Regions from separate parts of the Mus musculus genome. Here all the other regions are linked to region 2. A link is a loop called in an ENCODE intact Hi-C map of the cell type or tissue named here. Cell type or tissue: heart. All regions are shown on one strand.

Region 1 (8,000 bases), 120 kb before region 2:
GTTTTTTGTTATTTGAGACAGGGTTTCTCTGTGTAGCCTTGGCTGTCCTGGAACTCACTCTGTAGACCAGGCTGGCCTCGAACTCAGAAATCCGCCTGCCTCTGCCTCCCGAGTGCTGGGATTAAAGGCGTGCACCACCATGCCTGGCTCTAGTAGTTCTTACTTTACCTCGATTTATGCCGTAGAGTGCCACAATTACAAATGTGCACCACCACATCTAGCTTCCTACCTGTGTTCAGGTGGTTGTCAGGTTTACATGGATAGCGCTTTTACTGACTAGCTATCTCTGGGCTCAGTTTAAATGCTTTCCGTGTTGGTTAGCAGCTTCCTCTCATTTCAAACATCCCATCTTGGAGGAAAGCTCTTTAAAACGGAGGATTTTCTGAAGGAAGATAAGACATTGCAATCTGTAAGGAAACTGGTTAAACACTGGAAGTTAGCAAGCCCAGAGCTTCAGGAAGTCGCTGATTGGATTCATTGGGTCCCTCCTTCTCCAAGCATATGTAAGGTGTAAGGACTGCCGAAAAACAGTCTCAGACAAGCTGAGCCACATAGAGGAGATAAGGAGGCTGAGCCCAATGGGGCTGGGGGTGGGGGAAGGGCCCTCGGGCCAACTTAACTATGCTTGGAAAGACACTCTCCAACCTGTTGAACTGTCTGTAAGTTTTGCAGTGTACTTCAAATTTTCAGCTTTCATAAACTGTCCTGTGCTGAGGTGAGCTGTTGGTGATGCAGCTGGTTTTGAGTGGTCTGATTACCCAGATATTCCTGTTAAGTAACCCAGTAACTCATTGGTTTACCAAGTTGGATTTTGGAGATATCTTTCACTTTGGTCTGTCACTGTTGTTGTTTGTTTGTTTTTGGTGGGGGAGGCTGGGAGTGAGTAGATGTCTCCCTAGGAACAGTACCACACAACACCCTGAACAAGTGTGGGGTTTATTGTTGTGTGTGTCAGTGGGCACATGTTTGGAGGCTAAATAGAGGTCAACTTTGAGTATTCCTCAGGAGCTGGCCATCTTGTTTTGACACAGGGTCTTGTACTGGGACCTGGGGATTCCTGATAGCCTGGCTGGACATTCTTGTTTCTGCCTCCCCTGGTACTGGGATTTAAAGCCCATATCACTACATCTAGCTTTTTACGTGGGTGCCAAGCGGAGAGATCAAACTATGGACCTCATAATTACATGGTAAGTACTTGACTGACTGAATCATCTCTACAGCTTACATTAGTTGTGGACTTTTGGCATCTGTGCTGTTTTTTGAGCAGTCATCTGGAGCCCTGAGCGTGAGTCTTGGTTGCCACATGGTCCTACATGTTGTTTAGTCTCTTCAAGCTCGTTGTGAAGGACAGAGACCTAACTACTCCTCAAGCAATTCCAAGGTTCATGTGAAACGTCCTAGGTAAAAATGATTGGTATGAAACTTGGTCTTGTTATCAACATCCCTAAAAAACACCAGACCTGTGAGGGCATGGCACCTTTAAGCCCCATTGGATCTCATACTCTACGAACAATGTATACACCAGGCAGTTCATCATCTCTTCAGGAGCTCAGCAGAAAGTGTACTGGGCCTCCTACCTCCTAATCTCACTCAGGACTTGACTGCCTCACGTTATGAACATAGGAGGATCAGTCACTGATAAGGACCTCCTCCTTTCAGAGCCGGGGCTTTAACACTCCAGTCCTGAATATTCTAAAGAAAATAGCCTAGCTGGACATGGTTTAAAATAACAGGGGTGGGGGAAAACAAACAAAAGGAAAAGGAAGAATCCAAACACGTTCAAGTTTACAGCCTGAAATTTTAAAAGCAAATTAATGACAGGCAATCAGGGCATGTCTCTCCGCATCCACAGTTCCCCAGGCAGGAATACCTTCAGGCTATACAGATCAAACAAACAAAAAGTTAATGTAAACTTGGTTTGGTGGTTTATGCCTGTAATCTCAGTAGTCAGGAGATTAGGCAGGGTTGAGTTCAAGTCTAGTCTAGGCTACATAGCTAGACCCTGTCTCATAAAAACAAAACCTCAAACATCAGTCCCATTAAAATAGCAGAGATTGCAACATCATCCAAAGCTGGAGGTCATGGCCAGCTCAGGTTGTCCATTTATCCTGGAGCCACCTTATTATATTTTTCTAAGTATACTCTTAATTTTTTTAAACATTAAAAGGGGATATGTACTACTGTTAAAGTTTGTGTGGTTGGGGTGCTATGCTAGGTAGCAAATATTATTTCCTTAAGAGAGACTCTAGGAAGCCTCAACACAGGTTTGGATCTCTGAAACTTTGCTGAGACACCAGGAATCTGAAGGTCTTTGTGGAAGCTTGTATGGAACATAGTTTAAAAACCATGTTGTGTAACTCAAAGGCCTTCTTGTGTGATTTGAAATAATGCTCGAGTTTGCCACTAGGCAGCTTTGACAAGAGCTACACCTCAGAAGCAAATCCACTGGCAGCCCACCCTGCAGTCCAGAATAGGCCTTGATATGCTAATGAACTAACCTTAAGGTGGCACTGATATGGCCGTGAACCCAAGGAAATGAGAACCCTGGGGATGGCCTGTCAATCGATCATACTGTCAATGTTCCTGTGACAAGGCTTCCATACCCTCCCATGTTGATACCTAAGGGACTTGAGACTCTCTTGGTGGCCCTGGCCTCAGTCACCCCGGAACTTCAGGTGCTGTTACTCCGCCCACTTAAGCCCGCCATTGACTGGCCACATGCTTACACTCTCAAGGACCTCCTTGGAGTCGGCCACAATTGATAACTGAAGGCCTTGACGGTGGGTGGTGGCTGAGAAGTATTCTGAAATGTATTCCCAGAGATCACACGGTGGAACCTGCTTGGTGAGACAGCTGCTTAACTTTTATATTAGCCCGATACTGTAAAGACTGTTGGTGTGAATAAACCACTTTGAAAGACAAACTTTGTGTGGACATTCTGATCCCAAGTGCCTTACAGTCCATACGCTCACACACCCTGAAAAGCTTTAAAAGTCATGTCTGTTCAGAAACAAACACACACACAAAAAGACTGATTTATGTGTAAACCTGAAAGAGAAATGGATAGTTTAAATATTCTTCTATGCTTTAAACACACCCAGAAGTGGGGTTGGCCACTTAGGCTGTTGACAGATTAATCCACAGATACAAAATCTGACACAAGTATTTTCCTTTAGTTAAAAATAAATTAAGACGTGCACTCCCAACTTAAAAAAATTTAAGGGTTTCTCTGCATAGTCCTGGCTATCCTGGACTCACTCTGTAGACCAGGCTGGCCTTGAACCCAGAGATTTGCCTGCCTCTGTAAATTCTTATCTATGCAAGCATACAATATTTATAAATAGGTCTAAGCAAACTGCATTATATTTATCAACCTCTATCCACTGAGACAAAAATTCTAACCTAGTTGACTTGAAAATCAAGTCAAACCTCATACTTGTCCATGACAAAAGATAAAAAACGGGAGACACAACAGAATGGAACTCTGTCTGAACAATACAAAGACAACTTTGACAAGTAACATTTTGAGATGAATTCAACACAGTCTGCAGGTGAGGCTGTGCAGAACAATCAAGATGGGCAGTGAGCTGCAGAGTTTGCAGAATGAGGGCACTCTAAACTCATCAAGTGAGGAGGCCCTTCCCTCACACTCCAGATGGCTGATAGGTGGCATTACATGGTCAGTGTGTGTGCATGTGTGTGTGTGTGTGCGCGCGCGTGCGCGCGCACGCGCTCAGATGCAATCTCCACATTCATAACCAGATGTCCTTGGGTAGGCCTTACACCAGACCACTAATGGCACCCTCAGTGGACTAGACATTGTTAGCTGTCTCTGGCCATCAGTCCCAAGGTCTCAACAGCAATTGGATAAACCAAGCTCAGCCCAGATCATTTATCAGATTGTTCAGGATGCTTGGCCTGTGTCAGGAGAGACCCCGGCACCTGCAGTGACATCAGGGAACGCCCTCCTTGCGCTGGCAGCACTGGGAGGGTGGAGCTGACCAGTCATAGACATAGGAAAGGCGCAACTGCACCTCATGCTTGCACAACCGGCCCTCATGCAGCAACATCTGTTGCTTCTCCAACATGTCCTCTGGGCTTTGCTTGTGTGTCACCAGATACTGATTGTTGCAGCCTCGAGATTTGTACTCCGTGTCGAAGCGTGGGTCGTGCTCCCGTTGCACATCCACTGGTGCCAGCCAGGTGCCCAGCGATACGTCTTCACTGTGCCACGCGCGCAGGTACTCGCGGCTGAGGCGCAGGTAATGCACCAGGTCCGCAGAAAGGACATAGCCACCGCCCAACGCGTAGGGCAGGTAGTAGTCGCAGAGTTGCCAGGCTGCTTCTCGCCAGCGACCTCCCGGCTTGACGCGCCCGCGCCCGGAAAAGAAGCCCCAGTAGAGGCGCCGGCGGCGTGCGGGCTCCCGTGCGCGTAGGTCCACCAGGATAGCGTCCAGGCGCGCAAAGGAGTCGTCGTCCGCCTTGAGCACGAACTCGAAGTCCACGCGCTCATCCAGCCAGGTCAGCATGGCCAGGACCTTGGCCGTGAGGTTCTCGTAGGCGTCGCGCAGGGCGGGCAGCAGCAGCAGGTCCCCGTGCTGCGCCTGCTCGAGCTCAAGAGCGCGCCGCTCCTCCGAGCCTAAGCCGCCAGTGCCCACGGCGAAGCGCGCCCACACGTCCTCGGGTCCGCCACGCCTCTCCGGTGCCAGCCACGTGCTGCGCACTGCGGTGCGGCGCTCGACCGCGCGGGGCGCACTGGCCACCAGCACCGCCAGGAAGGCCTTAGCGCGGGGCCGAGCGGCTCCGGAAGCGGAGGGCGTCTCGCCCTCGGAAGCGCAGCGCGCCAGGTACAACAGAGTGGTGCCGCAGAACGCCAGGCCGCCTAGGCCCAGCGCCACCCGGTGCCGCCAAGCGCGCCGGAATACCTTCATGCTGCGGGCGAGAGGCCGCCGAGGAGCGCAGGCGCGGACGCTGGAAGGCGCCTGCGCGACTCGGACGCTGGAAGGCGCCTGCGCGACTCGGAGGCTGGAAGGCGCCTGCGCGACTCGGAGGCTGGAAGGCGCCTGCGCGACTCGGAGACTGGAAGGCGCCTGCGCGACTCGACTCGGAGACTGGAAGGCGCCTGCGCGACTCGACTCGGAGACTGGAAGGCGCCTGCGCGACTCGGAGACTGGAAGGCTCGGAGGCTGGAAGGCGCCTGCGCGACTCGGACGCTGGAAGGCGCCTGCGCGACTCGGACGCTGGAAGGCGCCTGCGCGACTCGACTCGGACGCTGGAAGGCGCCTGCGCGACTCGGAGACTGGCGCGGCCGGTTAGGCCTGGTAACGTGGGAGGAGCCCCGAGGCGCACCGTGGCTGGGGGTTTCGACTCCCCGGAGCTGATATCCAGGGCGGCTTTGAAGGATAGGGCTGGGCCCAGAATGATTGACACGTGACCCCGCGCGCCATTCCTATTGGTTGCTTCGCAGAGGCTGCTTCCGCCCATAAGAAAGATGGCGGCTTCGAGATTCGTACCGGAGGCCGGGTGTTTTTTTCCCCACCGTTCCCGGTTGTCTTATTCGCCCCTTCCCGGAAGAAAGATGGCGGCGGCCTGAGCCGAGTTCTGCGTAAGACTTGGCGGGCGCCCAGACCCGGCGCATCAGAAGCCGGGGTGAGTGAGGGGTCCCTGCAGTCGCCGTGCGAGGGGCGGGCTTGGGAGGCCATTCGGGTAGCGTTCGAATCGCGCCAGGTCTGAGCCGGCTCGACCCCGCGGGCCGCCCTCTTCCTCGGCTGCTGCTTCCGGAACTCACTGCCGCGGGGGATCTGAGGCTCGGGGCTCTGTTACCGGCTGGCGTTGTGACCTCAACTTGTGGTCCAGCAGCATCTCTGCCTCGGTTTCCCCTTTGGTAAAACGTGCGCCATGAGTTCTAGTAGTGTGAGCTGGAAATGGAAGGCCTGGGTAAAACCTTCCTGCCCAGCCCGGGTTGGTGGGCGTTCTTCTCCGGTACTGTTCGGCGTAGTTCTTAAACCGACATTGCTTTTACTTACTGTTGTTGTTGTTGACGTTTTTCGAGACGAGCGAGCTTTCTCCGTGTAGCTCGGGCTGTGCTGGAGCTCACTCTGTAGACCAGAGTGGCTGCACTGGAACTCAGAGATCGCCTGCCTTTGCCTCCTTAGTGCTAGAATTAAAGGCTTTTTCTTTTCTTTTACTTAACTTTTTTTTTTTTCTTCCTGCCAGGCTTTATTTCTTTACATTCCTATTTTTGTGTTGCTGGAGGAGATCGAATCCAGCACCGTAAATGCTGGGCAAAGGCTCTACTACTGGGCTAAATCATCAGTCCACTACCAGCTTTTGGGCTGTTTTACACTGTTGGTTTTTAGACTTTGGTGGTCTTTTTTTTTTTCCCTTTCCTCTTTTGTTGTTGTTAGCGATAGGTTCCAGACAGGGTTTCATGTAGCCTGCCTGAACTTACTATGTAGCTGAGGCTGGCCTTGAACTATTGAGTCTACTGCCTGTAACTCGAAGCAAGCCTAGTCAGTCTGCTTGGCAAGTTCCTGGCCAACCAAGGCTTCATTGTGAGACCCTGTCTCAAAACAAAACAAAAAAGCAAAAGAAACAAAATATATAGTTTGATTTCATCAGAATTATAATGTAAGGATGGCAAAGAAGTACAGATATTCCCCCAGCCACCCTGTGTATTCCTGAAACCTAGGTGGAACTAAGTCCTGAGTAGACTGTTATAGGTACAGCAAATTTTAATTTAGAAATTAGGCCCAGGTAGAGATTAACAAATGATCATAAAACAGTTGTGACTTTGACAAATAGAATGCCATCTGACTTCGATTGATGGCAAATCAAGGGGTATCATTGTCACCTCCACTACAGGTGTCACTAGCATTCCTTTTTACTACTGGTTGGAAACTGATATGTGTAGAAGCTATGACAAGATGAAACTCCTGAGTTTCATGCCTGTTTTCTTCTCCTTGTATTCTTACACCCGTCTCCTCATCATTCCGGGGCAAATCCTTGAGCATTTCCCAGAATTCTCTCTACCCCTGCCAGATGTCCCACCTCCTATTCTCTGCCTTAGCTCATTAACCATAGGCTTTTTTATTGACAGGTGATGCTTATAATAGATTCTCTACAGCAAAGGTCAGATGCCTTAACCAAGGTCACAGAGCTCTGTGGTCAAGCTGGGGTCTGGAGAATGAGTGACCGCAGCCGTCCAATACACACTGGAATAGTGATTAGGGAGGAATGGAGTCAGGTTTACGTTGTTGTGTTGTTGGTGTGTGGGGTTAGGGTACAGGAAGTGCTGCAACTTTAGCCTGGCCAAGTACATTTCTCCAGTTTCTTTTTTAAAAAGTAAAAACATCATTTGTTGTTTTCCTTTTTCACTTTTTCTTCTTCATTCCCCCCCCCCCCCCCCCCCCGGTAGTGCTGGGATCAGCCCTAGGACTTGAGCACACCAGACAAGTGTTTCACCCCTGCCTGAGCTATATATATATAATATATATATATATATATCCCTAGCCCCTTGTGTGTGGATCTTGTTTGGAGATAGGATCTTACTGTTTATCCATGGCTGGCTTGGAGCTCACAGTGTGGACCAGACTGGCCTTGAACTCAGAGATCCACCCATGTCCACCTCCTGTGTGCTGGGATTAAAGTTGAATGTCACCATATCCTGCTGGAATATATGGTTGGTCCTGATTATTAAATCATGTTATGAAATAAATATATTTAGTGAAGCATTTGCTTCCACTTAACTGTGGTGGTCTGTCTTTTTTTTTTTTTTTTTTTTTTTTCTCTCCCTGAGACAATACTTCTCTGTGTAGCCCTGGTTATCACCCAAGTGCTGGGATTAAAGGTTGATAGTGAGAATTTGGAATTTTGGTTGCTTTAAAAATCACAAATATTATAAGGGTGTGCTTCCATTTTAATCCCAGGCATAAAGATGTGGGGCTGCTCTGGACTCTCCATGGCAGCTGACTGTGATTTGCCTTGCGCTGTAGCAGAGG
Region 2 (8,000 bases):
GCAGGCTTTGCTTTCAAGTTCCTTAAAAACAGGGGACCCCTTTTTTGAATGAGTAGCTGGAAGCCTGTCACATACCACTGGTAAGTAGCTGCCTGCTAAGAGCATCTCTGACTTCTGCCTCCTACCAGAAGGTGTGATTGACAAGGTGGTGGGGAAAACTAGATAAATACTATTTTTTTTTTTGGATAAATATTTTAGTGGACATAAAAGCCAGCTATTACCTTAACACTGAAAAAGAAATAAGTTATGATTGATTGATCCCTTTATCTGAGGACTCCCACGCACCTGCTGCGTCAAGCAGCTAAGCGTGGAGTTTCTTGTCTGCCCAGGGAGTTCTTACAAAGGGTTCTAAACTCATAGCACCTTTCAAGAGAAGGAACGGGGGCTGGTGAGATGGCTCAGTGGGTTAGAGCACCCGACTGCTCTTCCGATGGTCCAGAGTTCAAATCCCAGCAACCACATGGTGGCTCACAACCATCCGTAACAAGATCTGACTCCCTCTTCTGGAGTGTCTGAAGACAGCTACAGTGTACTTACATATAATAAATAAATAAATCTTTAAAAAAAAAAAAAAAAAAAAAAAAGAGAAGGAACGGATTTAAAAACAAAAAAACAAAAAATCAAAAAAAAAAAAAAACCCACACATGTTTAATGAATAAAAGAACCAAACCAAGTGGCTTCGGGATAGCATGTCCAGGGTTAAATGGAAAACTCACAAAGACTCCAAGAGGGCGGCGTGGCCGGGGCAGGTGGTAACTGCTTCGCTGCTGCTGCTCTGGACACTTCCCGGGCTGCCCCAGTGGAGGGGGCCTGGGTCCTCTCCTTCTGCTCTCTGGCCTCCGTGCAGCCAAAGATTTTTTTAAAAAATATTTTTAAAGATTCATTTATTTGTTATATGTAAGTACACTGTAGCTGTCTTCAGACATTCCAGAAGAGGGAGTCAGATCTTTTTAAGGATAGTTGTGAGCCACCATGTGGTTGCTGGGATTTGAACTTCAAACCTTCGGAAGAGCAGTCGAGTGCTCTTACCCACTGAGCCATCTCACCAGCCCCAAAGATTTTTTTTTTTAAGAGATAAAATTTTTAGACACATTAGCATTACCACTATTGTAATCTGTACTGAAATCCACATTGTAGAAAGAAAAACAAAACAAAACAAAACAACAACAACAGATTCATGCCTTCAAGTCACAGCAAAAGCTATAGCTCAGAATTAAAAGCGTGAACACTCTTTCATCTGTTCAGAGAGCTGGATGTATAGATTGGACAAAGATGCTTTCAGCATGGTAAGCTTATTTTTTTCCCTTGGGACAGAGTTTCTCTGTATAATAACCCTGCCTGTCCTGGAACTTGCTTTGTAGACCAGGCTGGTCTCGAACTAAGAGATACTCCTGCCCCTGCTTTCCTGACTGCTGGCCGATAAAGAAGCAATCTTAAGTCTATACTCAGATGACCAAGGAAACTTAAAATCTTGTGCTCTTGACTATAACTGGATTAGACAGCGCTTTGCAAGAGTTAGAGTGGTGAATTCTGTGTATAGGGATTTGAGGTTCAGAAAACCTTAAGGCTACCCTTACCCTCCAAGGCCAAATAAACCTACTGACTACAGTAATATTACAAAATGGGCTGGGGATAGGTCTGCTATCAGCTCCACGGAGATGGCAACCCTGGGCCCAACGCAGGGAAAAGGGGGTGGAAAACCCACAAATCCCCAAGCGGGAAAAAACTACCAATCCCTGAACTTCACACACACACACACACACACACACACACACACACACACACACACACACACACCCCACTAACCCCTGAGCATGAAAGTCTACCAATCTTTGAGATTCCCAAGCTCAGGACTTGAAATCCTCACTCTGGTCATCTCTGCCCTGAGAAGCTCCGCCCTCTCAAAAATTCTTATTTTCACTGCCCTGTGCCCATTTCCCTGATGTTCACTCCTGGGAGCAGAGGGCATCTGTCCCTGGATTTGTCCCTCTTCCTGGATTCTTCCCTTGAATAAATAGCCTTTGTGAGATTCACTGCCTGGAGTTACTCTGTCATTGGAAGAAGCCAAGAAAAGAAGCTAAGAAGTTGAGGGTCCTGAGCTCCTCAGCTCAGTTGGGGATCCCTCCCCTGGGAGCTGCAATGCGAGGAGGCTTCCTCTCAGAGCTGTGTGGTTCTTGGGTTCCTGAGCCCGCAGACACCTTTCCATCCTAGCAGAAGCATTTATAGTGAAAGAAGAGGTGCTAGTGTCCTGCGTATGACTCTTCCCTCATACTCACTGCCTACCAACGCTCCGTGGATGTCAAGTCTCTGATGAACACACACACACAACCCTTTCAAAGTCATCTGTCTTTTCCTAATACTTGCCAGAAATACTAGAGGTCCTGGGGGTAGCCCAGAGGAAGTACAAAAAAAGCAACACAGACAGAAATCCTGTCTGTCCTGATGTCACTAATTTAGGAAGAATCTCGTCCATTTTACCACAGTCCCCCCCCCACACCCCCCCCCCCCCCCCCGTGCTGCTGTAGTCACTGCGGCTGGCCAAGAAAGACCACAGCTTTATTCTTAGATCCACTGGGCCTTAGGGTAGAATTCCAGAGAGGAGTAAATCGCGGTGGTGCAAAGAATGCTGAGTTGTCTGACCAGCTCTACCAGATCAGAGAAACTGAGGTCATGAGGAAGTGAGGAAGGCCTAGCAGAGAGCAGGGTGAAAAAAACAGGACCAAGCCTGACAGATACTCTCTAATCTTTGTTCAAAACAGAGCCCTGGTGCACACAGTTTTGCTCTTTTCCAGGGGCGGTCTAGTGGTTCTACCTCACTTCAGAGAAGATGTAAGCTTTCAAAAAGTACAGTGCCAGGGCTGGTGAGATGGCTCAGTGGGTAAGAGCACTGACTGCTCTTCTGAAAGTCCTGAGTTCAAATCCCAGCAACCACATGGTGACTCACAATCATCCATAATGAGAACTGACGCCCTCTTCTGGGGTGTCTGAGGACAGCTACAGTGTACTTACATATAATAATAAATAAATCTTTAAAAAAAAAAAAAGTACAGTGCCTCCTCCTTGTGTTACTGTGGGGCGTCCATGGAGTTTTAGCTTCTGTGAAGAAGCCTAAGTACCCGAGGCCTCCAAAGTGAGAGGCCGGGGCGATCAGGCAGCCCAGAGACAAGACTCCTCCTAAGCATTCCACTTGGTGACCCCAGAGGCACCATGCTCGGCTTAAGAGTGGGTGTGGCTTCCCATTTGGGAGGAACCAGAGTCCAGCTCCCTAAGCAGACACGCCAAAGATGTATTAGAAAGTCCCGATTTTTACAAAAGAATGAATTTGAACTTTGTCTTCATCTTGAAATGGGGCTAGCCAAATCACGAACTATAGCCAGTTAAATATTTCAAAGGCTACCATAGCCTTGATTGGCAGTTCTGATTCTTTTTTTTTTTTTTTTGAGACAGGGTTTCTCTATATAGCCCTGGCACTCACTTTGTAGACCAGGCTGGCCTCGAACTCAGAAATCCGCCTGTCTCTGCCTTCCAGTGCTGGGATTAAAGGCGTGCGCCCCGACACCCGGCTCCAGCTTTGAATTCTTTTGTGACCCTCTTGGAGCGAGGCGGACGTTACACTCCATAGCCTTGCTTAGAACCAAGGCCGGCCACCTAACAAGGACTACGATGATTGGCCGCCCCTAGAACTATTGGGGAATGTAGTCGTTTCCTTCCCTCCCTAGGCTCAAGTCCTCTTGGACTACATTTCCCAGTCAGCGCTGGGAACGCAAACCCGCTGCCAGGACGGAATCCTGGGTAAACGCACTTGGGCGAAGGGGCCGCTAGGAGTTGTAGTTTTTTTGCCCTCGCCACGGCCTGGGCGGGGGCGGGCCAGAGACTACAAATCCCAGAGACGCTCGCGGGGCGCGCGCAGGGCGGCCGGTACGAAAGGAGCTCGGCTGGCGAGTGGTGAGTGAGGGCCCTGCTCTGGCGGAGGTGGCGGCTGCAGCGACGCCGTAAAGGCCGCGGGTAGCGCAGACTCTGGGACTCTGAGACTAATGCAGGGCCTAGCGGGGCAGCGCCTCCCTCGCTGCCTGCCATCTTGTCAGTGAGGAGGCGGTACGGACGGAGCCGGGAGTGGAGCGTGGTGGATGGAGGGACGGGGAGGTTGCAGGGGACATGGACCGCGAGCTGCACGGAGGTGGAGGACGTGGGAGATGGGTTGGTGTCGTGAAGGGGGCGAGGTCCTCCCGCGGGATGTGCTCTTCTTGAGGACTTTGCCGTGAGAGCCACTATATCAGCGAGTTACACATCCTCCCGCGTTTCGGCGCATTAAATGTAAAGGTGTCGAACTTAGCCCAGTATTTTGTTTTTTTATTGTTTTGGGAAAGGGGTTGGCCATGTAACCCCTGCCGTTGTCTCGTAATCTTGTTGGGTTTTCTTAGTCTCACTGCAGTGTACAAAGAAGGCAAAACTGTTTTTTTTTGTTTGTTTGTTTGTTTGTTTTGTTTTGTTTTTAATTTGTGGGTTTGTGGTGCTGTGTGTGGCCGAGGTGGGGTGGGGGCAGGATTTGAATCTGGGGCTTTCTCACATTTTGCTTCTCCTCTACAATAAATCCCGCAAGAAAGTCATGGGTTGGCTTCACCAGGTTGAGCCAGGTTACAAACATAGTTTGGTAACTACGTTAAGAGCTAGACAATAATTTGAGTCCGTTTTTATTTTTAGAAGCTCGTAGAAGGAACTACAGATCTGAATTATGCAGATAGTTTCTTTCTCCACCCCCCCCCATCCCCCCTTCCTTTTCTTTCTTTTTTTGAGACAGGTTGGCCTGGAACTCATTCTGTAGACTAGGCTGGGATTAAAGGCATGTGGCCCCGTAACTCGGCTAATAGTTTCTTTTCTTGACTTCCATATCCTGGCCTTAATAATCTTCCCCAAAACAAAGCAAGCACATATCTTGATGAGTTTAACTCATCTTAGGTGAGCTCTTTTGTCCACTAGCAGCATCTGTCACAACCTTTCGGAACTGGCTTGCATTTGTTCATGTTAATTTGGATCTATAAGGTAACTCATTAAAAGAACATTGCTACCAGGCAATGGTGGCACACATTCCCAGCACCTCGGAGGCAGAGGCAGGCAAATCTCTTGAGTTCCAGGCTCCAGGATAGTGGGTAAGAACAGGTATTCAACAATGCTACTCCTTGTGTAGCTACCTAATGATGAGAATCTATCTCAAAAGAAAATCAGCTTGAAAGACATCATCTACTACATAGTTTGAGACCAGCCTGAAATACATAAGACTGCACACACATGCACAGTGGTCTGTAATCCCATGCTTGTAACCCTAGCACTTTGGGAGGCAGGGGCAGGAGTTGAAGACCAACCTGGTCTACATAGTGATGCAGTGAGTTCCAGGCAAGGTTGGCCTTCATAATGAGATCCTAATTCAAAAAAATAAAAAGGTGTGGCAAAGATAGCTCAGTTAAAAGTGCCTGCAGAACAAGTATGAGGATGAGTTTGTAGCCACAGTGCCCACATTAATGTGAGGAATGGAGTCAGATGGGTTCTTGAGCTCATTGATTGGTCAGCTGAGCCGCATCAATGAGCTCCCGGTTCAATGAAAGAGCCTGTCTCAAAAAATACAGTGGATGGGGACTGGGTAGATGGCTGAGGGTAAAATGCGTGTGTAAGCATGAGAGCCTGAATTCAGATTCCCAGTCCCTATTGAAAGAGCAGGTGGCGTACCTCCCTCATCCCAGTTTGAGTAGAAGGAAAACAAGCAACTCCTCAGGGCAGGCTGACCATCCAGCAAAGGTGATGAGGTCTGGGTTCAGTGAAAGATCCTATGACCCACCTCTAATTCCAGCACCAGAGAAGCAGAGGCAGGGGAATCGCTGTGAGTTCAAGGCCAGCTGGTCTTCACAGCTAGTTCTAGGACAGCCAGGATTATAGAGAGACCTGTCTCCAAAACAAACAAACAAACAAACAATGGTGGAGAGTGATAGAGGAAGACATGCATCTCCTGTCTCTGAGCACCACACGTGCCGTGGGAAAGTGAACCCATGCACACATGCACTACACAAAATAAGGTGGAGAGTAGTCACTGCTGACTTCTGGTGTACACACACTTCTAAACACGTGTATACACCACGCACAACAGGAAAGTATGTGTAGGACCCACATAGTGAAAGAAGAGAACTGCCTCTCACAAGTCGTCTTCTGACCTCCATGCATGTCTTAGCAGATGTGTAAATATGACATAAACAAATAATCAGAAACTTAAAAAGTACATTCAGAATGGCTGAACCAGTGACATGGCTCAGTGGATAAAGGGGTTTACAGCCAAGGCTGACAACCTGAATTTGATCTCTGAAATCCGCAGGGTAAAAGAAGAGAACTGACTGTTCTCTGATGGCCACATACATGCTATATAGCATGTGTCTGGTGGCATGTATGTGCATACTCATGCACACACAGAGCGAATAAGTACATGTTACAGAACTGCCATATCTAATTGGAAGATAACCCAATTAAAACACATAAAAGATGAGAAAAGACAGTTCAATAGGACACACGTGTGACTAATGTCATGAAAAGATGCCAACCGTTACTAGTCAGGGGGATGCTGATAACATAAGATACCACTAGGTGCCCGCCAGTACATCACCAGATATTGGTGAGGATGCAGCACCTTTGAGCCTTTCTGCTTCACTGGTGGGCAAGTAAAGAGGTACTAAAAGTGACAAATTAAACCTCTCTGATCCAACACACATTCCTTGGTATTTACCTATAAGAAATAGAAATAGAGGCTCACATAGTGTGTGCTCAAGGCCCTGTGATTTCCCAAGTGATACAATCAGATCAGGAGCCTGTTAGCAGGTGATAGGGAAAGGAAATGGAGTATAGCCTCATAGCAGTCACATGGTAGTGAACAGAACACGCATAACAAAGCACGCCTAAAGATGCTTGGTGCTGAATGGAAGGAGCCACTTAGACTGTATGTTCTATTTATATGAAATTATAGACTGCAGTGACAAGGTCAGCTTGGTTGCCTGGAGTTTAGGTTGAGGAAGCGGGGGTGGGGGTGGGGCTCATAGAAGGCTCCGATACTGATAGCTTTTTGCTGCAGTGGTGGCCTCATGGGTACACATTTTTTCAGAGCCCCCTGACTTGTCTATTTGAAGTAGATGTTGGTTATTGTGTGGAAATTATGTAACACGTGGCAGTGTTGATTAATGTTGGACTTTTTTTTTTTTTTTTTTTTTTAACTTGACCTAAGCTTAGGGATGCTCTTCTCAGAGAGAGGGTCTGTTTAACATCTGGAAGTTTTCCGCCAGGGCAGGTCTATGGGTGAACAAACCTTAAATTCACAGAAAGGTTGAAATATGATTACATCTTACAGTTGAGGGGCAGCCAGACTATGATATAAATATGTCTCTAAGAAGATTTCATACCTTAGAAAGAAGAGTTAAGTCAAGGACAGAATGTATTTTGAAACCCAGCATGCATTACTGAAACAAAACACATGTACTAATGAGTGCCAGAAAGGCTCCGGATAAGGCTTCAAAGATAACTCCTGCGGGCCTGAACACCACCTCTTGCCTCTTGCAGTGTGGTCATTGCCTTGACAGTCCTGGCTTAAATCCAGTATAAAGTGAATTACAGTACAAATTCCTACGTCCCCTGCTCAGAGGACTAGACCTATATCATCCCGAACCCCTAAGGGTCATGTGGACCCACATAATCCCTCAAGTGGGACTTCCCACTGCCCTAGGCCAGAGAGTTTAATTCCTCATTTTTAGCCTCAAACTGAAACTTCTCTGCATTCTCTTAGAATTCCTCTATCTAGGAAGCTCAGACTACTATTGTTCCAGAATTGGAAATGCCCAGCTTGCCTGCTCCTTCAATGCTTCGGGGGCCGCTGCTAAGTAAAAAGTCTTCATAGAGGTAATTATTATTATTATTATTATTATTATTATTATTATTATTATTATTAATTTTGAGACAAAATCTCATGGTGTCTC
Region 3 (8,000 bases), 93 kb after region 2:
TCACTGGTTCCATTAGGAGCCTCATCCTGCTACTGGTAGAAACTGGCCTAACCTGTCCCTGAGCCATATGTAGACATGGGGACATTTTTAGGGCCTGGCTGAGACTAAGGACTGGGTCCCAGCAAAAGTGTCTTTCTCCAGAAGTGAATTAATTACTCAAAGGGTCTGGAAGGGGCATTTCCTCACTAGGCTCTCACTGTGAAATCCTTGTCTCTTAACTTGGCAACCCAGAGCCTTCTCACCATGGATAGAAGGGCATTTCTGGAGAGGGACAAGCAAACAAGAGGCAGAGCTTTTTATTGCATCATCTTTTTTTTTTTTTGATATTTTTTCTAATTAGGTATTTTCCTCGTTTACATTTCCAATGCTATCCCAAAAGTCCTCCATACCCCCCCCCCCATCATCTTTTATAACCAACACTGGCTCTGGATGGGGGCCTTAGGCACACTGGTCCCCTCCCCCACCCCTCAGGCGCAAATGCTTGATCACTGTGCACTGGGGCTTTAGGCCATACTCCCCCAGCAGCTCCTTGTCCTCCATGGGCCTTCCCTCGAAGCTCAGCCAGAACTGGTCTTCGTGGACTTGTTCCCGCTGGGACACCTTCTTCTTAAGCGTGTCTACAGTCTGCGTCAGAAAGACCTCATAGATGTTGCTGTGGCCCCTTTCGTTCCTCACCAGGATGCTCAGAGGCTCGCTGCAGTTCTGTACCACTAGCATCACTGTGCTGCTGGGACCCAGACCCAGACTGGAAAGGGTAAGACCGTCCTGGAGCACTGCAGTTTGGTGGGCCAGGCGCTGCTGGAAAGCCGGCACACCAATCTTCTGGGCAATCTGCTTCTTCAGTTCTGACACCGTCATGGAGTTAGTCACGGACACCAGGAAATCGTTACCCCCCAGCATCTTCACCTTTAGGTCCCAGGCCTGCAAGCATCACATGGATTTAGGAGTGGTTCTCAACCCTCCTAATGCTATGACTCTAATAAAATGTTTCCATTCTTTAATACAGCTCCTGGAGTTGTAGTGACCCCCAACCATAAAACTGCTTTCATCACTACTTCATAACTGGTTTTGCTATATGCAGGATATCTGATATGCGACTCCTGTCAGAAGGTCATTCAGGCCCCCAAAAGGTTCCTGAATCCTTTGGCTGAGAACCACCGGCTTAGCAACTTTGGCTGGGAGTTACTACATGCAAAGCACCAGTCACAGGGCCAGCCCCCACGTCCATCCATGTCCCCCCCCACCCCCACCCCATCCTCTCCTCTATTAGGGGAACCATCCAGGTATATGATACGGAGGCCTCGGTTCTAAAGGGTCCCACAACCATCACATTGTTTCAGTTCACCCATAAAGATAGCCTTCTGGGCCCAGCCTTAAGGGATCTAGAGCTGGTATCTGAGCAAAAGAACCTGCCCCCCCCCCGCCCCCCAGGAGTGAGCTTTAAACAATTATATTCTGTTCTCATACTGTGACTATTCTGTCTCTGGAAGACCCTATCAAGGAATGGAGTAAAGTCAACTAAAATGAAACCCATCTGCCTCTGTCCCAAATTGGACTCACCATTGCTGCAGGCTCTAGCTCTAGGTCCCCTGGAATTAAGGAGTCTGCTTCTGGCTGCTTGCTCTCACAGTCAGAGACTGGATCGACTCTCAGAGTCAGAGACTGGGTCGACTCTTTTAAGTATGAGCTGTGGGTGTGAAGAGGCGGAGTTTCCAGAAACCAGAGCTATTTTCTGTTTCGGTTTCCTTTTCCTACGGCATACCTTAAATGAGTGGGAAAACCAAAACTGAATGAAAAGAAACTGTAGTTGGGAAGGAAAGGGACTGGCTCTCAAGGGTCAAAGCTGTAACCAGGCCTGTGTGCTCTAAAACTCCCTAAACGCCCTTCAGGTCCTTCACAAGGCATGTAAAAGTCAGAATAGGAACGAATAATAGAAAATGTATTTGTCGTTTGTTAGCTTGGAAATTAGTTGTCTTGGAAAATGGCATAATAATTCAGAAACTGCATAACATAGTACCAATCAGAATTGCCCAAAGACAACTGCTATTGGTTATTAGTTTAGAACAATAGTTTTTTTTTGGGGGGGAGGGGCTTGTAGGAAGCATTTCTGTCCTAGAACAGTTTATTAAGACCCTATTGTAGCTGGGCCAGGGCGCACACCTTTGATCCCAGCACCGGGGAAGCAGAGGCAGGTGGATGTCTGAGTTCAGGGCTAGCCTGGTCTACAGAACAAGCACCAAGACTCTGTCTTGAAAAGCCAAGAGAACAAACAAAGTATTGCTCACATCAAGATACATTGAGTCAGATGAGTTTGTTTTTGAAGTAGTCTTTGCTATGTAGTCCATGCTGGCTTCAAACTCACTTTAAAATTGGCCTTAAACTGGTCCTTCTGTTTCTCCTGCTCATGTTCTGAGATTTTAGTGATTCATCTTCTGTGCCATTTTCTGCAGTTCTGGGAACAGAACCCAGAGCTTCATGCATGCTAAGTAAGTACTCTAACAATTGAGTTATATACTTAGTACTCAGTTTTGGTTTTTTTTTTGTTTGTTTGTTTTTGTTTTTTTGGTTTGTTTTTGTTTTTGTTTTTTTTTTTTTGTTTTTTTTTTGTTTGTTTGTTTTTTGTTTTTTGAGACAGGGTTTCTCTGTATAGCCCTGGTTGTCCTTCTGGCTGTAACTCACACTGTAGACCAGGCTGGCCTCAAACTCAGAAATCTGCCTGCCTCTGCCTCCCAAGAGCTGGAATTAAAGGTATGTGCCACCACTGCCTGGCTTAGATTTTTTTTTTTAAGGTTTAGTTTTAATTATGTGGATACAGTGTATTTGGGGGGGGGGGATTGTGTATATGTGAGTGCAGGAAATTAGAAATTTAGAAGAAGGAACTGAATATATAAATTTTCTTTCTTTCTTTATTTTGCTTATATGCATGCATATGTGTGCTTATACATGTCAGAGATTAATGTTGAATGTTTTCTTCAATCACTTTCCACATAGCCATCTTTCCAGCCCAATATTTAAAGAAAATTAAAGAAGTAGGACCACCAGTAGGGTGTCTAGCCCCTCCTGTGGTCTCAGGCCACCTCCATTGAATGGAGGCAGCTGCCAGGCTACGCTGTGCTTAGTAACCTGAGTACAAAATGTCTGTATGTATAGCAGTGTAACTCAGAATGAAAACAATAGCAACCATTAAAATAATAATGGCCCTGTTTTTCTTATTTTCCTTTGGAAAAAAAATTTGGTGTGTGTGTGTGTGTGTTTTGAGACAGGGTCTCACTATGTAACCCTGGCTGTGCTGGGACTTACTCTGTAGACCAGGCAGGCCTCGAACTCACGGAGCTCTTTCTGTCTCTGCCTCTTGAATGCTACATTAAAGGCACGTGCGGCTGTGCCTCACTTGCCCTAAGTTTTTGAGTTCTTCTTGGCTGAACTTAGCGGTGGGGTAATTCAGGATACATCACTGGCACCATGACATCATCCCATCTGGTTTCTGTCACCACTGATATCCTTATCCTTACACTGCACGAAGTCGTCCTTCCGCTGCCCTGTGATATCAGTTGATGTCACTTATCAGGTGACCAGGACCAGTTGACCCCTCTCTAGTCTCGGTGTCTGGTGTTGGTTCATCTTTCTACCCAAGCTTGTTCCCAGACCTCTGTGTTAGTTTCAGGCTCCTTGCTGGAAACAACGCTGCCCATGAGCAAATGCTGTTCGGCTGAGGAGACAAGTGGCTGTCTTGATCCTGCTCGGGTCTTGGGTAGGGCTGTGTGAGGAGCCTCAGTGGGTCCTGACTTCACAGTCCTGAGGATTTGCTTTCTAGTTTTTGGAGAAATATCCTTCTGGATTTCCTACCAGGTGCTCATGACTTGCCTCCCATACCCTCTGGTGCTTCTTCTCCAAAACTAAGTGAGCCAGGAGCCCCCGCCCCGCCCACTCTAACCCGAGACCTCTCGGATGCAACGTCGTCGGGTTCACTTTCGTAGCCGGAGATCGGCTACGCGTAACAACCGGAGAGGGCGGGCGGCAGGCCGGGCTGGAGGCTGGCTCTTCATTGGCTGGGAGGAGTGTGGGAACTGAAGTCGAGAAGGATTCACAGCCCCGCCGCTCCCCCCCCCCCCCCCCCGTCCGCCGTATTTAAGCGCTCAGAGCTCGGCCTCCGGGTTCGGTGTCGCAGGCGCTCGCCCACGCGGTGCGCACCGGGGCGCCAGGTACAGCGTGGAAAGCCGGGCGAGCGTCTCAGCCCTCGCTAGCTGGACCTGGACCCCAGACCAGTGGGCAACGCTGCCAAAACCCGCAAAGTCGAGCGAGGGACAACGGAACACCGGATTCAAGCGCGGCTCTACCTAAAAGTCCTGGAAGCTGGAGAAGGGGCGGCGAGCGCGCGTCAGTGCAAGCCTGGCTCTGCTCCCGACCGTCACTGCGACCGCGGGCGCAGGAAGGATGTGAGTGGAGGCCGGGGCGAAGCCCGGTTCCCAGGCCTTCTGTGGCCCTCACTCAGAGCCCACGATTCAGAGGGAAGGGTAACTCTCTGCCTTGCCACCCGTCCTGCGTTCCCGCCTCCACGGCTCCCAAGCTCACAAAACCGAGGACAGCTGACATCCTGGAGATGAGCGTAAAAGACATCTGCAGCGCCTACACGGCCCGGTGACAGCTGGGGTCACTGCGTGGAGGTGAGCTGTGTGCGGGACAGGGACAGATTCCCGCGCTTGCAGCTCCCTAACCCTAATCCTAACCCTGAGAGCTCAGCAAGATGGCTTTGCCGAGCCTGAGACCCTGGGCAAGTTCTGGGCTCTTTCAGAAAGTGTCTCACCGAGACGATCTGCTTCCTGGCAGGATGTGAGGGGGTCGCCTGCCTGTCCCAGCTGGAACCAGGAGCCGGCCCGCCTCCCGCCTTCGTGGTGCATTTGCAGAAGTTTGACTCCAGTACCTCCTCCCACTCGAGAACCGGGTCTCTGGGCCCGAGCTGAACCTGGAGGTTGTGGCCGCGGTGAAGTGTGGCTTGTCTTACGACTGCAGGCTTGCACCAGAGAATGCGTATTTACAGTCGCACGGCGCATTTGTTTGGTTTTAAACCATATGGTTCAGTAGCACCGCTTCCTAGCTCTGGCATCCCTGACCCAGATCGTTTCCCAAGCCCTTCTTCTAGTCGGGGATATACGGATGGGGATGTGTCCCCTCACACTCCAGGGTTGGCTTTGCTTTGCTTAGTGTTGGAGTCTGCAACTACCCTGGGATATAATATGGACCCCAATAGGGGGCAACCAAGAAGGTGACAGTCACCAAGCTGTCTCGGTGCAGTAAGGTGATTGGGGAGAAGTATGGGAAGGGGGGGGTTCCTGATTTAAAAAAATAACTGTGTGTGTGTGTGTGTGTGTGTGTGTGTGTGTGATTGTGATGTATGCATGTGCTACTATGTATCCATGGGCAAACAGCAAGACTTCTGCCAGGAGTGGGGTGGGGTTGTAACCATGGTGGGACGGGGTTGTGGTGGTGAGGGTGATCCATGCCTTTAATCCCAGTGCTCTCAGGAGGGAGAGGCAGGCAAATCTCTGAGTTTGGGGACAGCTTGGTCTACAGATCAAGTTCCAGGACAACTAGCGCCACACAGGAAACCCTGTCTCAAAAACCAAACCAAAACAACCAAAGAAATCTCTCATTGAGCTGAAAGGTGAGCTCTCAGAATTTGTCAATGTCTGTCCCCTATTCCTTGTGCTGGAGTTCCAGGCAGGACAGTCATGTCTAGCTTTTTACATGGGTTTAAACCCAGTCCTCCATGCTTGTAGAACAAGTGCTCTTACCCCCTGAGCCATCTCCTTAGCCCTGGTACTACTGGGCATGGTGGCACATGCCTGTAATCTGTGCTTGGAAAGTAGAAGCAGGTGAATCACTGTGAGTTTGAGGTCAGCCTAGTCTATATAGTGAGTTTCAGATCAGTGAGTTCCAGGCCAGCCAGGGATGCACAGGGAAACCCTGTCTTTAAAAGAAATAATAATAAATTTCATACTCTTCTCCAGACCCTGAAAGGTGATCTGTGTTGATTTGTGCTGCACTTAGGGGAGAGCTGACCTTGTCTGCCATGAAACCTAAATTTTCGCTATTTGCATTCTGCTTATTCTCATGGTTCAACATAAAGATAGCAGCTTCTAGCCAAGTTGAGCTTCCCTTTCCCAACTCCAGTTCCCTTCCTGCAACACAGGCAGGGATTCCTGCAGGACAGGCTGGCAAGGACACATCATCCCTAGACAGAGTATACAGAGTGTCTGTTGTTAACTGTATGGAAGCGTCATCTGCCAATAAAAACGCTTACGGCCAATGAGTTGAGGCAGAAAGTAAGAGGTGGGACATCTGGCAGAGATGAGAATCTGGGAATTCGTCAGGAACAAGAGAGATTTTCATCAGAATGCTGAGGAGATGGAGGTAAAAGACAAGGAGAGGAACCAGCCATGCAGATGAATTCAGGTTAGAATAAAAGGGATAACTGAGTTACGAGTTAGCAGGAAGGAGCCAAAGCTTGTAGGGCAGGCATTTATTAATAAATAAGTCTCGGAGTCACTATTTCTGGGAATTAAGTAGTTGGGAGGCAAAACTCAACATTCGAGAGAGACTCATGAGGAGTCAAAGACCTGATGCACATCCGGTGGGAGAAGATTGGAGTTTCTTTCTGCATTATCGTGATCACTGGCATCTGGATGCTATTGAAAATATCAGGCACAAAGGCTAGGACATTCATACTCCACAAAGTCACCATTATGCTGTTTATGCCTCTTGATCCTCGAGTTGCTCGTGAGTGAGTGCTATGATTTCCTTGTGTGAGATGTGAAGCCCGTAGAGTATCTTGTGAGTGGTCTGGAAGCTGCACCCAAGCCACCATGAAGTAAAGCAAGTAACTAAAACAGGTTGATCTACCACCTCGTTCAATAGGCCATCCCTGGAGAGTCTTGAAACACGCTGTACATGCCGGGGAGAAATCTGGAGAAGTCTTTGCTAAACTTGTCATCCCTGCTTTTCCCACTGCTTTTAATCTTCCTGGATTTCCAGGAGCTGGAGCAATTGATCCTGAACAATACGTGCCATGTGGGATACATGTTGTAACCTTCAGACCTGAGGCAGGGAGGACATTGGTACTAAGGAACGAACTGGAGGATATTCTTAGCAGGAGAGTCTGTGTGGGAGGTGGGGAACTGCTCACTGCAGAAGGGTATTCAAGGAAAGGGGAGGTACTTATATCTAGACTTCACCTTCAGGAGGTGGGGGGAAAAGGTGTGGCCTAGGGAAGAAGTGTCAACTGAGAGCACTAGAAGTGGGTCATATTGGCCCTGTAGTAACAACTTTGGAATTTCGGTTTCCTTTTTTTTTTTTTTTTTTTTTTTGATTTTTTTTCGAGACAGGGTTTCTCTGTGTAGCCCTGGCTGTCCTGGAACTCACTCTGTAGACCAGGCTGGCCTCGAACTCAGAAATCCACCTGCCTCTGCCTCCCGAGTGCTGGGATTAAAGGCGTGCGCCACCAAGCCCGGCGGAATTTCGGTTTTCTTAAAAAACACAGAAATAGGCCCGGAGAGATGGCTCAGCAGTTAAGAGCACTGATTGCTCTTCCAGAGGTCCTGAGTTCAATTCCGAGCAACCACATGGTGGCTCACAACCATCTGTAATGGGCATCCGATGCTGTCTTCTGGTGGGTCTGAAGACAGCGATAGTATACCCACATAGATGAAATAGATAAACAAATCTTTTCAAAAAGCCCCACAGAAATAGTATAATAATATGTTTTTGTTTTACTCTCTGGTGTGGGGCTGCTTCACAGCAGCTGACTATGACTTGCCTTGTGCTCTAGTAGAGGCATGATTTTGCCAGCTGCAGATAGTTTCTGTGGTTGTGTGGCATTTGGAATTCTGGAGAATTTCAGATGGTATATAAATGCTAGGGCCCTGAGTGGCAGGGTAGATTGTTTGTTGGTTGTTGTTGGTCATTGTTGGTTGAGGTTTGTTAAGTAGTTGTGCACAAAAAAG

The links. Peaks named below come from ENCODE experiments on the same cell type or tissue, not always from the same donor. Only the 100,000 strongest peaks of a DNase experiment are listed, where the experiment ranks them.
Region 1: it touches region 2 in a loop (3-fold over the local background); 7 of 42 quality-filtered maps call a loop at or near these places.
Region 3: it touches region 2 in a loop (5-fold over the local background); 9 of 42 quality-filtered maps call a loop at or near these places.

Annotation. Positions count from the first base shown.
Region 1 is chr4:155,987,686-155,995,685 of GRCm38, forward strand. It overlaps B3galt6 (UDP-Gal:betaGal beta 1,3-galactosyltransferase, polypeptide 6), which reads right to left and starts at 4,993. Exons shown (of 1, transcript NM_080445.4): 1 at 1,781-4,993. The coding sequence starts at 4,931. The coding sequence ends at 3,954. Sdf4 (stromal cell derived factor 4) reads left to right here and starts at 5,158. Exons shown (of 7, transcript NM_011341.5): 1 at 5,158-5,649. In heart, CTCF peaks have their summits at 4,754 and 5,416; DNase peaks (open chromatin) are centred at 4,166 and 5,416; H3K4me3 peaks cover 3,443 bases; H3K27ac peaks cover 2,538 bases.
Region 2 is chr4:156,106,079-156,114,078 of GRCm38, forward strand. It overlaps 9430015G10Rik (RIKEN cDNA 9430015G10 gene), which reads left to right and starts at 3,920. Exons shown (of 10, transcript NM_177205.1): 1 at 3,920-4,095; 2 at 7,811-7,923. In heart, CTCF peaks have their summits at 2,978 (motif pointing left) and 3,831; DNase peaks (open chromatin) are centred at 3,213 and 3,783; H3K4me3 peaks cover 2,195 bases; H3K27ac peaks cover 1,977 bases.
Region 3 is chr4:156,199,146-156,207,145 of GRCm38, forward strand. It overlaps Isg15 (ISG15 ubiquitin-like modifier), which reads right to left and starts at 1,673. Exons shown (of 2, transcript NM_015783.3): 1 at 1,561-1,673; 2 at 279-921. The coding sequence starts at 1,563. The coding sequence ends at 439. Gm46878 (a long non-coding RNA gene) reads left to right here. Exons shown (of 4, transcript XR_003955191.1): 4 at 1-358. AW011738 (expressed sequence AW011738) reads left to right here and starts at 4,139. Exons shown (of 1, transcript NR_030671.1): 1 at 4,139-6,883. It also overlaps a transcript of Perm1 not described here. In heart, no CTCF peak of the experiment used is centred here; DNase peaks (open chromatin) are centred at 1,683, 3,506, 4,006 and 4,786; H3K4me3 peaks cover 2,711 bases; H3K27ac peaks cover 2,319 bases; H3K27me3 peaks cover 367 bases.